Linked DNA regions of Homo sapiens: regions 2 and 3 are each linked to region 1. A link is a contact called in ENCODE Hi-C or POLR2A ChIA-PET data. All regions are on one chromosome and are shown on one strand. The core of a region is the stretch at or near the end of the contact, and the rest is flanking DNA. Distances in the headings are between cores, read along the strand shown.

Region 1 (4,379 bases), core at 1,880-4,379:
AGGGGAGAGGCCAAGAAGAGAGAATGCAGAGCTTCTGGTGTTGGAGACGGGGAGAGAGCAGAGTCCTAAGAGTGGGTGAATAACCTCTCAGTGTGCCCCCGGCTCGCCTGTGTTTACTCACACCCCTGGCCCTTTTGCTTTCTCTTTCTCTTCAACTTCCTAGTGTGCTCATATTTATCTTGAGAAGCACTGTGTGGGGAAGGGCAGGAAAAGAGGGGCAGGGAGGTGGCAGGGAGGGTTGGGAGGCCAGAAAGGGAACCTGAAAGCCCACTCCCCCATCAGAAGGCATTACAGGGTTCCCTGGGACCCCTGCAGGTGCTTGGGAAACAGGCAGATAAGGCACTTAGGAGACATTGTGGGTCAGGAGTGACCCTATGGGTCAGGCTTTGAGGATGGAAGCAGCCAGCCCTTGGCATAGTGTTCTCAGACAGACTCAGCCCAGGAGCGGGTCGTGAAATCAATTTGGTGGGGTGTGACCTGCATTTTAAATAGGAAATTAGAATCACATCACCCTTGGTAAGGGTAAGTTTTGGTTTGTGTGTGCTAGGTCATGATGTCAAAAGTACTTCTGACTGTTGGTCACATTAAAAAAACTGAGGCAGGGTGCGATGGCTAACTCTTGTAATCCCAGAGCTCTGGAAGGCTGAGGCTGAAGGATGGTTTGAGCTCAGGAGTTTGAGACCAGCCTGGGCAACATGGTGATACCTCCTCTCTACAAAAGATAAAAACAAAATTAGCCAGGCAAGGTGGCAGTGGTGCTTGCCTGTGGTCCCAGCTACTCAGAAGGCTGAGGTGTAAGAATCCCCAGAGCCCAGGAGGTCAAGGCTGCAGTGAGCCATGGTTCTGGGCGACAGAGAGAGACCCTGTCTCATAATAATAACAACAATAAAAATAGAAAAACTGTTTTAAGGTAAGGGCTTTGTCAATTGCTACTTGGTTTAGAATCTTGGTTCTGTCACTTGCAACAAAGTTTAGTTTATGCTAGGCACAGTGGGTGGCTCATGCCTGTAGTCCCAGCACTTTGGGAGGCCGAGGTGGGCAGATCACCTGAGGTCGGGAGTTCGAGACCAGCCTGGCCAACATGGTGAAACCCCGTCTCTACTAAAAAATACAAAAATTAGCTTGGCATGGTAGTGGGCGCCTGTAATCCCAGATACTCGGGAGGCTAAGACACTCACCGTGCACTGTCTTGAACATGAAAGATGCTGCTTGAGCTTTAAGAGCTGATAGTGGGCCGAGCTCAGTGGCTCATGCCTGTAATCTCAGCACTTTGGGAGGCAGAGGCAGGTGGATCACCTGAGGTCAGGAGTTTGAGACCAGTCTGGCCAACATGGTGAAAACCTGTCTCTACCAAAAAATACAAAAATTAGCAGGGCGTGGTGACTCACATCTGTAATCCTAGCAACTCAGGATGCTGAGGCAGGAGAATCACTTGAACCCGGGAGGCGGAGGTTGCAGTGAGCTGAGATGGCACCACTGCACTCCAGCCTGGAAGACAGAATGAGACTTGGTCCCCTCCCCCACCAAAAAAAAAAAAAAAAAAAAAGAGCCAATGGTAAAGTGTGAGTTCTGGAAGGCAGAATTCCAACCCCAAGTTCTGGTTAAAAATGTCCAAAGAGAGATTTCAGGTATTTTTTTGTTTTTGTTTTAGAGATAGGGTCTTGCTCTGTCACTCAGGCTTCAGTGCAGTGGCTGCATTGGGGCTCATTGAAGCCTGGAATTCCTGGGCCCAAGCGATCCTCCTGCCTTGGCCTCCCAAAGTGTTGGGATAACAGGAGTGAGCTATTGCATGGCCAGGATTTGAAATTGGCCAGCGTATCACTAAAATCAACAAATGGTACTGGCCGGGCGCAGTGGCTCCCGCCTGTAATCCCAGCACTTTGGGAGGACGAGGTGAGTGGATCACCCCAGGTCAGTAGACCAGCCTGGCCAAGGTGGTGAAACTCCATCTCTACTAAAAATACAAAAATTAGCCGGGCATGGTGGCACGTGCCTGTAGCCCCAGCTACTCGGGAGGCCGAGGCAGGAGAATTGCTTGAACCCGAGAGGCAGAGCTTGCAGTGAGCCAAGATTGCGCCACTGCACTCCAGCCTGGGGGACAGAGCAAGACTCCCGTCTCAAAACAAACAAACAAATGCTACTAATCAGGGTTTTTCTGGCTTTTTATGGTTCATGTCTTGGGGTGCTGGAGGGACAGAATGTGGGGCATCCGCATTACTTGAAAAGTATTATTTAAACAAAATGCTTTGGCCCTCCTTAGTGGTTCAGAACTTTGCCTCTCAAGTAGAACTTGTTGGCCCCTTTCATCTCTATGAACAGAACACCGCCTATCGCTTGGGGCTGTTGTGAGGCCTCGGTGAGATAACCGTGCCATGCGCTGCTGAAACTGGCACTTAACGCTCAGTATGATTCTTGCGGGCGCTGGGCACCGCGGACTAATGTGGTACCTCCCTGCCTTCACAGGACTTCGAGTTTAATGTGGCTTCAGTGTCGTAACCTTTATCATTTCATAACAGAAACGGGTTCAGAGAGGAAGGGTGACTTGCTCAAGGGTACAAGCTTGCTGGGCAGGGCTTGGACTAAAACCCAGGAATGGCCCTGCGCGCGGATTACACAGCCTGGGGCTTCGCACACGAGCCCGAGTTTGAGTCCGATCGGCAGTTCCCCATCTGGCATCCAGAATGGGGTGCCCCCTGCTTTCTCCACGAAGTGGAAGGCGCCGAGAGGCCGGGCGGAATTCGGGGCCCCCATACGAGGCCGGGCCTGCACTTTCGGGGTGGTGGGCGCCCCGCTCCCGGTGCCCCGCGGAGCAGGGAAGCCGCTCGCTCACCACGTGACGCGCCGGCCGGGGGCACCCGCGCCTCCGTGCGACGCCCCGCCCACCGGCCTGCCGCGCGCCAGTGTCCTGGGTCGGGCCGGAGAGGGGAGAGCGGGGGAGGGGACGCGGCGCGGGGGGCGGCCGTGCGTCGCCGCGCGCCTTCCTCCCACCTCTCGCCGGGCCCTGTGTCTCCGCGCCGCGACTCCGCCCCCTCATCCCGCCGCCCAGGCCAATGGCGCCGCGGCGCGAGCCTCCCCGGCCGGAGGCGGAGCATCCGCGCGGGGCCTGGCGCGCCTGCGCCCTGCGCCCGCCCCTCGCCGTAGGAGGAGGTGGAGGAGGAGGCGGCTCGGGAGAGCGAGCAGCGAGCTGGCTGGATCGCCGAGCGCGAGTGAGGGAGCCGAGCCGCCCGCCGCCGCCGCCTCCGCCTCCCCTCCGCGAACAGGAGCCCGGGCCGGGGCCCGGCACGCCGCCCCAGCCCGTCCCTCGGCGTCAGGCCGCGAGGGTAGCGCGCGCGAGCGAGCGAGGGGGAGGGAGAGCGAGCGAGCGCCGGGAGGAGGCGGCCGGACCGAGCGGGCGCCCGCGCGTGTGGCGTGAGGGGAAGCCGCTTGCCCGCCCCCTTCGCCTTCCCTTCTCTCCCCCTCCCCGCTCCCCCCCCGACCGCGGAGCAGCACCATGTCGGCGCCGGCGGCCAAAGTCAGTAAAAAGGAGCTCAACTCCAACCACGACGGGGCCGACGAGACCTCAGGTGAGAGCAGCGAGCCCGGGGGCCGGCCCGCGCCGCCATCTTCGCCGCCCGCCCCGGCCCGCAGGCCGCCGGCGGGGCCCGGGGCGCGCGCGGGGGGCGCCGGGCGGGGGGGCGCGGCGCGGCCGGGCGGGGGCCCGCGGACTCGGCGCCCTTTTTTGTGCGCGGCTGGGCTGGGGGCCTGGGTGGCCCGCGCCGCGGCGGCCGCGCTGCGAGGCGGGGGCGCTGCGGCCTGCTCGGCGCGGGCGGAGGAGACCCCCCCTTCCTCTCCCCCCTCCCTCGCTCTCCTCCCCCTCCCTCCCTCCCGAGAAGCCTCTCTTTATTGTGCTCCGCCATGATGCCTCGCTCCCATCAGCCGCCGCCGCCGCCACATGGTGCGGCCGGACGCGGCCCCGCGCCCGACCTCCCGCGCGGTTCCGCTTCGCGCCCGGCCCGCGGCGGCGCCCCCGGCACCCCCGCCCAGAGGCTGGCCCCGGCGGGGCTTCTGCCTGGAGCTCGGGTGGGGTGGGGGCGCGGGGAACACGCGGGCGGCCGCGCGCTGGGCCTTGGCCGGCCGGGAGGATGCTCTGGCCAGCCCGGGCGCACTCCCCACGTGGGGCGGCCGCCCCGTCGCGCCAGCGTGCGGAGAAACCTGGCGCCGCGACCAGTGTATCGGGGGTCTTGGAAATGGCTAAGAAAGCTGGCCTCTGCCTAGGAGGCTCTCGGCAGGGGGGCTGCCAATCCGGGATGGTTACCGGAAATGAACCGCGCGATCTGGCCCTTTCACACCCACTTAGCTTTGTAGGGGGTTTGTAGTCTTTACAGGACAAAAGGGCACCT
Region 2 (4,379 bases), core at 1,159-3,658, 620 kb before region 1:
GTGAGCCGAGATCATGCCATTGCACTCCAGCCTGGGCAACAAGAGCAAAACTCCATCTCATAAAAGAAAGAAAGAAAGAAAGGCACCCCAGAGGCTGGGTCACATGCTCTCTGTGGTACCATGCAGCAGGCATCTTGGGTGGGACTCTACACACGCTCTTTGCAGCCACATTAGTCCTACCTCCTTTGATGCTTTCTGCTTTTTTTTTTTTTTTTGAGACGGAGTTTTGCTCTTTTGCCCTGTTACCCAGGTTGGAGTTCAGTGGCACGATCTCGGCTCACTGCAACTTCTGCCTCCCAGGTTCAAGTGATTGTTGTGCCTCAGCCTCCCGAGTAGCTGGGACTACAGTCGCCCACCTCCAAGCCTGGGTAATTTTTGTATTTTTAGTAGAGACAGGGTTTCACCATATTGGCCAGGCTTGTCTCGAACTCCTGACCTCCACTGATCTGCCCACCTCAGCCTCCCAAAGTGCTGGGATTACAGGAGTGAGCCACCATGCCAGCCCTTTGATGCTTTCTTGACTTGACTTCCTAGGCCCCTATGGCGAAGCAGAAAAGGAGGTGGGAATGGGGCAGCAGTAGCTAAAGTACCCAGTCAATGTCTCCCTGTCTGTCATCATCTGGGTCAATCCGATACTTAAACATCCTTCCTGTTCCAGAACAGCATCTGACCTAGACCCGTGTTTGTCCCCCTTACCCCACCCCAGTGTATTCTTGAGAAATACGCATTGTGAGGGGATGGCACTCGCACATCCACCCAACTCCCCCAACCCCCACTGAGAATCACTGAATGATCCAGCTCACGGTCATCACAAACGAGCAGAGGTAACAGGGCACAAACTCTTCTTTGAACTAAAAAATCCAACCAAAGTTAGTTCTGTTGTCATTCCTGAGAACCACGGAAAGGATCCTGGCTGGGCTGTATGGGCCTCCGCGCATGTGGGAGAGGTCAAGCTCCTCCACCCTTCAACGCCAATGTCAGCTATGTGTCCTTATGCCACCAAGAAGCCCCCTTCCTCTTCCGGGGCCTGAGGTTTTCCCAACTGATGGCGAAGCTATTCCTATATGTGTCATCTCTGTCCTACTAGAACATAACTGGCCTGTATTTTAGACAACTTGGTAATCCCAGTGCCCAGCACAGGGTTTGGTACAGAATAAGTGCTAATGTTTGATGAATGAATGAATGAATGAATGGAGTAGATTAACACCAGGAACCATGAGGCTCCTGAGCAGCACCTGATGAAAGATCCCCCACACTGAAAACAGAATCCAGAATCGTTGTCTCACTTGGGCAGTATTATTCCCATCAATTTTTTCAACAAATATGGCCTGGCTGTCTACTACAAGCCGGGCCCTGTGAAAAGTCCTGTGGGGATACAGACACGGTCTCTTGTTTTCAAGGACCACCCAGTTCGGCAAGTGGAGGTAAGTCATGGACAAACATGGTGGCAATGCTCAGTGGCGAGCTATCCAGCACGTCAGAAGTCCAGCCCACGTGCTGAGGAAGTCCCAAAGAGAGCAAGATCACTTCTGTCTGGGTGCTGCTCTTGGAAGGCCTCATGGTCTTCCAAGACCCCCATCTGACCTCTGACCCTTGGCAGCCAACCTTCCCCAGGCCACCCCAGAGCTTGCTGGCCCTTCCCACTTATGCACGCCGCCTGGGCAGGAGAGGTCACTCACTCTGTGTCAGGGTGACCGTGGCTGCGGCTGCGGTGGCCGAGGGTCCGAGGGCCACAGGGTGGATCTCTGTGGTGCTGGGCAGGCTGATGATGGTGGCCTCGCCCAGCAGGTTGCAGATACGTTGTTGCATGGGGGTCAGCAGCACTGGGGCTACAGCTGGGCCACCGCCACCACTGCCACCGCCTGTCCCAGGCCCCCCAGCTCCGTCCTCCTCAGTGGGCCCCGGCGCCTCACCACCCTCCACGGCGGCCCGGACCTGGGCAACCTTGCGACGGACCTCGGTCTTGAGGTCAGACCACTTCTTCTTGACCTCAGGCAGCTCTCTGCGGCAGGTGGCCACGGCGTTGACCCTTCTCAGGATGCCGTGCCAGGCCGCACTCTTGGCGGCCAGGGGTACCCCGGCGTTGAAGTGGTTCACCAGCAGGTGCTTCTTCAGCTCCAGCTCCTCCACGATGATCTCCACCTCCCGCTCTGAGAAGTTCATCTTCCTTTTCTTGGCTGGGACGGCCATGGCCTCTCCCCTCCCCTCTTTTTAAAGAAATTATAATCCCCTCAAGCGCCCCAATTCCCCTTCTCTTCTTCCTCAGCCTCGCCCCTCACCCACCCCCTACAGGGGATAGGCCAGGCTTGCTCGAGGCCAAGCACTAGGCCTTTGGTAACCCCCCTCGCTACGCAAAGTGCGTAGGGCCCAGCCCCGACCGGCCCGGCCGCTGCCAGCCAGCAGCGTAATGGCTTCCTGAATCTGCCTCTTCCGCCGAGGTGTGCGGAGATCCGCCCACTTCCCCTCTTCCCGCCTCCCAGCGCTTCTCCGGGAAAACCGGCCTTCCCGGTTGGTAGCTGCTCAAATATCACGTCGATCACTGGTTCTTTCGATCTGTCGCTCAGCTAAAGAGCACGCCTGCTTACTGTAATTCGCCTGATCATTGGTCTAAAATTGTGTCCGTCGCCCAGAGGGCCCCGCCCACCTAACCTTTATTCACTTCCATTGGAAAATCATTCTGTCGTTCAATTGTCAGTATTACGACTATTAAGCCGTTAAATTCAGCTATTTTATTGGTGGTTTAGGGAGTTAGATTACCAAAACCCTGCTTCCTGAGGATACTTAGTGCTTTCGGCCGTGACCCATGGGTCAATTAACTTTTAATTCCTCCCACCGGCACAAACTCTGCCTCGCAACTGCAGTTCACAAATGCTCTCACACAAATCCTGTTTCCCACTGGAGGCTACGATCTCTCCGTACACTACCGCTCCTCCCATCCTTAAGATCCCGCAGTCTAAACAGAGTTAGTTCATCAATGGAAACTGGACACGGGGCCTTCCGCCTGCCAATCACATTACTCATGCCTATCGCTGCGTGATTTTCTCTCTCTTGGCCCCCGGCTCAGCCAATCCCCGCCTCCCTCAGTTTGAATCGGCCCCAGGCGGAGCCGGGTGACCCCGCCCACCCCATTGATCCGGGTAGTCCGTGGCGCGTGGGCTGTCCTTAGACAGGCTCCGCCCCTCCCTCCTCCCCATCCGAGCCTGTGACTGGCCTTCGGTGCGCCCGGGCGTGGCCGGCGAAGCGGGGCGCGGAGGGGCGGGGCTCCCGGAAGCCGCCCCTTCCGCCAGCTTGCCGGCGTCTCCGAGCCCGCGCTCCCAGCTGCAGAGCGCCTGGCTTGCCTCCCGCGCGGTCACCGCCGGCCCGCCGCCCCCGCTCCCGCCCGCGCCCGGAGCCCCTGCCTCGCGCCCGATGGTGAGCAGTGTGTTGTGCCGCTGTGTGGCCTCCCCGCCGCCGGACGCCGCCGCCACCGCCGCCTCTTCGTCTGCCTCATCGCCGGCGTCCGTGGGGGACCCCTGCGGCGGCGCTATCTGCGGGGGCCCGGACCACCGGCTGCGCCTGTGGAGACTCTTTCAGACGCTCGACGTCAACCGGGACGGCGGCCTGTGTGTCAACGACCTGGCGGTGGGGCTGCGGCGCCTGGGACTGCACCGCACCGAGGGCGAGCTCCAGGTAGGCTGCGCGCGTCCTCAGCACTGGCGGGGAGGGAGCCCCTCGAGGGCCGGGTGACAGGTCTCGGGGGACGGCCCCTTGGGCTGGGCGGAACCCCCACTGTCCAGAGGAAGGGTGCCCCCTGACTCACTGAGGGACACCCCACTTATGCCCTGGTGGGAGCGGGGCTCCTTCCTGACTTCTTTGGGTGCTTGAGCCGGGTTCTTCGTGGACACAGGTGGGCATCCTATGGGCTTTCTGATGGGCGAAAAGCCCTTTCTTGCCCAGAGTAGAAGGCCAGGTCTCAGGAGTGTGCCTTTGTCACCTCCTGACCTCAAGGCCAAGCTGGACGCTCCCTTCACCCAAGGATGGGTTCATCCATCAGTCCCCAGCAGCACCCCCTCCTTTCCCTCTCGTTTCCATGCCAGCCGTGGGCCCTGATCTGGTTCCTCTCAGGAACATGTGGGAGTTGAAAAAAAAATTGGTATTGGGGTTTCAGGCTGATCCGTGTGGACGTTGGCGGCGAAGACTGACAGTTCTCATGGTTTAGGCTCATCTCCATTGCCCTGTTTATCCAGAAAATGGGATCGTGATCCCCGCGGGGTTGGAGTGTGGACGGAGTGAAAGAATCCGGGGGAAATTTTTTTTCTAAAAGTCAAAGCGAGATTGTTACTATTGTGGGCTCTTGGCCGAGGTGTGGGCATAGGGGCGCAGAGAAATGGTCATCCCTG
Region 3 (4,379 bases), core at 1-2,500, 560 kb before region 1:
CTATTTTACACAAAAGAATACAGAGGGTTCGGAGACTTCAGACCAAGTCACTCGCCCAAGGTCACAAGCAGGCAGAGGCAACTCCTGACCCTGCGGGTTCCCAGGAGTCCCGAGTTCGGCGCTGATCAGCATCCCCATCCCCGGCCGGGCCAGGCCTTACCTGCGCGGCTGAGCGCTCTGCGTGGAGGTCCTGGGCGCGCAGGTGCCACCGCGCCGTGTGGTACAGCCCCAGGGCTCCCCCCAGGGCCAGCGCCGCAGCTCCCAGCAGCCGCGGGCTCCCCTTACGAGCTGCAGCCACGGGGCTCGGGCCGCCCGCCGCCCCCGCGAAGCCAGCCCGGCTCTGCGTGGGTAGCAGCGGCTGGGGGCGGCCTCCCAGCCTCCAGGCCAAGGCGCACCCACCAGGCCACAGCGCCCGCACCACCCGCGCAGCCGGGTCCATGTTCGCTCCGCCGGCGCCGCGGGCGGGCGCGCGAAACGAAGACGCCGAGGCACGCGCGGCGTTTAAAGGGCCAGGACTCTGGCGCCCCGCGGGTTGGCCGGGGTGAGGGCGACGCTAAGGGAACCCTCAGCGCTCTCGGGACTGGGCGTGTGCCCGGCGCCCAAGTTCGAAACGCCCGCCAGAGCCGCAGAGGCCCGCTCGGGAACGTTTGCAGACCGTTCCATGCTTCCGCCTCCAAAGGCTCTTGGGTAGTGACCCGGCCGACTGCAGGGGGGCGAACGTCTCCTCGCCCCACCTTGACCGCCTAAAGGGCGGCGTGGCCGTCTGTAACACGTACTTGCCCACCTCTCTTACGGGCGCCCATTCAAAACAACTCCAGCCCTTCCTAGAGTCAGTACAGGCGCCGCGACTTCCGGCCACTGAAAGCCCCGGAAACGACCCGACCCGGCACCAGGTGTTGCGGTTCTCTCTGCCCTCCCGCCTCATTGTCCGCTTCCTACTGTGACCCGAACCATAAAATTTTCCCGAACCCGAAGGGGCCTTGGAAACCACGTGTCTCTGATTTCGCCCACGCGAAGCGGCCGGCCCGCCGACCCCGAGATTTCCAGGGAGAGGATGGCAAAGTGGGGTGCCAGGCTGCTCGGTCCTTCTGCTGGGCTCCCCCGCCCTAGCTGAAGCCCGGAGCCTCCACCGCATAGGCGTCTCCGCGGACAGCCCCGGGATGGCCCCGCCCGGCGCCCGAGAGGGGGCGGGACTCGCAGAGTGGGCGGGGAGAGGGGCGGGGCGAGGGGGGAGCTCTGAGTCCCGGCTCTGCTGCTCCGCCGCGTCCCACTCTTCTCGCTCCGCTTTCGCCCCGCATCTTCCACCTTCCTTCCAGTCCTTGCGGCGACCGAGCCCGCAGTGTCAGTCCCCAGCGGGGACCTGAGTATGCCGGTGAAGACGAGAGCGGAAGGCGAGGACGACGGCTTCGGGGAAGCGGGTGACCCGAGGAGACTGCTGGAGCGACCTTGGCGTTTCCGGGGGTGCCTTCCCGGGAAGGGGAATCGGGATGTTGGCTTCGAAGGGACCGAAGGGCCCACCTCGACCCGCCCCGAGTGGGTTTGGAGTTGTAGGTGCTGTCTCGGATGCAGGGCGAGCACCCGCGAGCGGGTAACCAGTCCCGTGAGAGCTGCAGGTCCCCAGCCCCGTTTTACAGATAGGGAAACTGAGGCAGCTGCTGGGACACTCGCCCATATGGGTTTTGCTCCACCCACTTCCTTCAGCCACTTTACAGACCAGGAGTTGAGGGACTGCTCGAGCTTAGAGTGTTTAGGGGTGGTTGAGGGTGACCCCCATGTTCTGTGCTCTACTCTATCCCTATCCAGGCCTTCTCCCAGCGCCACTCTCACGCTCCTGCTTGCTAGCTCCTGCTTGCTAGCTCCTGCTCCTCCCAGCTTCATCCTCCTCCTGTTTACATTAATTGCTCCTGATCTTCCACACTCTTGATTTTCCGGATTCTAACTCCATCAAAATGTAACTTGATGTGTTCAGGCCCCGGGGACACCTAGGCACTTGAGGGGGGCGGGTCCGTGTTTGGCCTGCTGGGCTTAGTAGGAGGGTCTGGCCCGGGGCGGGGAGCGCGATGCTCTGCTGGGTCAGCATCTCCAGCCACCTGGCTTTGCTGGTGTGGCCTCGCAGCCTTGCCAAATGTGAGCAGCTTACAGAGCAACCAGTTGCACGTGCTTAAGCTGCCGAGGTGACACAGGGCGCTGTAGGGTCCAGCCCCACAGGGTCGGTAGGTCTCTCCCTGTGTGCGGCGACGAGAGAGTGTAGAAATAAAGACACAAGACAAAGAGACGAGAAAAGGCAGCTGGGCCCGGGGGACCACTACCACCAATGCGCGGAGACCGGTAGTGGCCCCGAATGTCTGGCTGCACTGTTATTTATTGGATACAAGGCAGAAGGGGCAGGGTAAAGAATGTCAGTCACCTCCAATGATAGGTAAGGTCACGTGGGTCACGTGTCCACTGGACAGGGGGCCCTTCCCTGCCTGGCAGCGGAGGCAGAGAGGGAGAGGAGACAAAGAGAAAGACAGCTTACGCCATTATTTCTGCATATCAGGGACTATTAGTATTTTCACTAATTGACTACTGCTATCTGGAAGGCAGAGCCAGGTGTACAGGATGGAACATGAAGGCGGACTAGGAGCGTGACCACTGAAGCACAGCATCACAGGGAGACAGGCCTCCAGATAACTGCGGGCGAGCCTGACTGATGTCAGGCCCTCCACAAGAGGTGGAGGAGCAGAGTCTTCTCTAAACTCCCCCGGGGAAAGGGAGACCCCCACCCTCCCTTTCCCGGTCTGCTAAGTAGCAGGTGTTGTTCCTTGACACCTTTTGCTACTGCTGGACCATGATCCGCCTGGTAACGGGCGTCTTCCCAGATGCTGGCGTCACCGCTAGACCAAGGAGCCCTCTGGTGGCCCTGTGTGGGCATAACAGAAGGCTCGCACTCTTGTCTTCTGGTCACACCTCACTATGTCCCCTCAGCTCCTATCTCTGTATGGCCTGGTTTTTCCTAGGCTATGATTATAGAGCGAGGATTATCATAATATTGGAATAAAAAGTAATTGCTACAAACTAATGATTAATGATAGTCATATATAATCATATCTAAGATCTATATCTGGTATAACTATTCTTGTTTTATATTTTATTATACTGGAAGAGCTCGTGTCCTCTGTCTCTTGCCTCGGTGCCTGGGTGGCTTGCCGCCCACACACAAAAAAGATAAATGTTTGAGGTGATGAAGATCTTAATTTCCTTGATTTGATCATTACATGTTTCATACAGGTATCAAAGTATCACATGTACCCCCAAAGTATGTACAACTATGATATATCATAAATAAATGAATAAATAAATAATAAAAGACAGAAGCCTGACCATGCTATGTTCAATCCACAGCTACGCCCCTCACTGTGCACCTGATCTCCCCATCTCACGCCAGTTCCTGAGAGACAGGACAGAGAACAGGGGCAGGGCTGCCCTGCCCTAACCACTGGTCTTCAGTTAGTTATCCTGGCAATACTTCCAAGGTGCCCTGCCCTGGTGCCCCCCACACTTGAGATAGCCCCGTCCTATCCCCCCACCCTGCAGGTGGGTCTGTGCAGAGGTGAGGTCACTGCTCCAAACCTCAATGGAGGGCACTGGGGCAGGTGTGCGCCATCCGTCACTGCACCCAAGGCCGTACACCATGCAAGCAGTCCTTCTCCCTTTTCCACGTGGAGGCTTGTGCATCTGGGGACAGATTTCAGAATTTAGGATACCCTAGTCCCCTCTTCAGGGCTTTGTCACCCACCTTTCATGTCCATAAAGCAGCAGAGCTTCTGTGGCCATGTCTCAGTACGTTTGATCCAGCATCAGCAAAGAAAGCCCAGTCTTTTGAAAGCCAGTGGTTGCAGTAGGCACATCCTCTCCAAGCCTATGCTCCCCAAGGTAGAGGTTAGCTATTTCTTGCCAAGTATGAATGCTGATTTCCAATGGCCATTAGGGAATAGAACCCCCCACCCCAGGGAAGCAAAGCCACCCTCTTCCTCCTCCCCCTCACTCAGCTCCCATTATTGGCCTGCCTAAGGAGCACCTCTGGGCTCTCCTAAAAGAAGAAAAGCCACTGTGTCCTTGCAAGTCGCACCTTTGTCCCTTAGTTCCACGAAAAGCTGCTACATGCCTACAGTGTGCCAAGCACTGGGGCTCTCCCTGTGGCACCTCGTTACACGCTAGAAGGCAGGTGCTGTTCAGAAATTTCTGATGCTGTTGGTGTCCTGCACTCAAGATGCTTCCCAAAGCCAGATTCCACTCACCGGCAGCCTCGCTGGGAGCACAGAGGGTTTCCTGATGCTCACACTCCACAGAGAAACAGGTGGAGACGTGTCCATCAGGGCGAGAAGGTGGCCATTGGG

Evidence for each region. A loop is a pair of places that touch in the nucleus more often than their neighbours do. ChIA-PET counts read pairs that join two places held with the same protein, here RNA polymerase II (POLR2A). Pooled maps may share reads with other maps.
Region 2: a pooled map shows a loop between it and region 1 (11-fold over the local background). The contact joins the promoter of NAIF1 here to the promoter of SET in region 1. A Hi-C loop is called at or near these places in 1 of 37 single-sample maps with no recorded cell type and 8 of 50 pooled maps. POLR2A ChIA-PET finds 5 or more read pairs at or near these places in 1 of 52 experiments (HepG2).
Region 3: a loop to region 1 is called in a pooled map, with 15 times the contacts of the local background. The contact joins the promoter of PTGES2-DT here to the promoter of SET in region 1. A Hi-C loop is called at or near these places in 3 of 37 single-sample maps with no recorded cell type and 8 of 50 pooled maps. POLR2A ChIA-PET finds 5 or more read pairs at or near these places in 2 of 52 experiments (AG04450 and activated T-cell).

Annotation. Positions count from the first base shown.
Region 1 is chr9:128,686,093-128,690,471 of GRCh38, forward strand. It overlaps SET (SET nuclear proto-oncogene), which reads left to right and starts at 3,130. Exons shown (of 8, transcript NM_003011.4): 1 at 3,130-3,563. The coding sequence starts at 3,491. RefSeq lists enhancers at 1-76, 1,427-2,303 and silencers at 2,590-3,499, 3,880-3,999.
Region 2 is chr9:128,064,912-128,069,290 of GRCh38, forward strand. It overlaps NAIF1 (nuclear apoptosis inducing factor 1), which reads right to left and starts at 2,409. Exons shown (of 2, transcript NM_197956.4): 1 at 1,680-2,409. The coding sequence starts at 2,190. SLC25A25 (solute carrier family 25 member 25) reads left to right here and starts at 3,321. Exons shown (of 11, transcript NM_001330988.2): 1 at 3,321-3,669. The coding sequence starts at 3,409. RefSeq lists enhancers at 2,268-2,597, 4,348-4,379 and a silencer at 3,048-3,617.
Region 3 is chr9:128,127,279-128,131,657 of GRCh38, forward strand. It overlaps PTGES2-DT (PTGES2 divergent transcript), which reads left to right and starts at 1,251. Exons shown (of 1, transcript NR_024425.1): 1 at 1,251-3,356. It overlaps PTGES2 (prostaglandin E synthase 2), which reads right to left and starts at 451. Exons shown (of 7, transcript NM_025072.7): 1 at 161-451. The coding sequence starts at 439. RefSeq lists enhancers at 1-51, 692-811 and silencers at 192-481, 1,122-1,321, 1,352-1,461.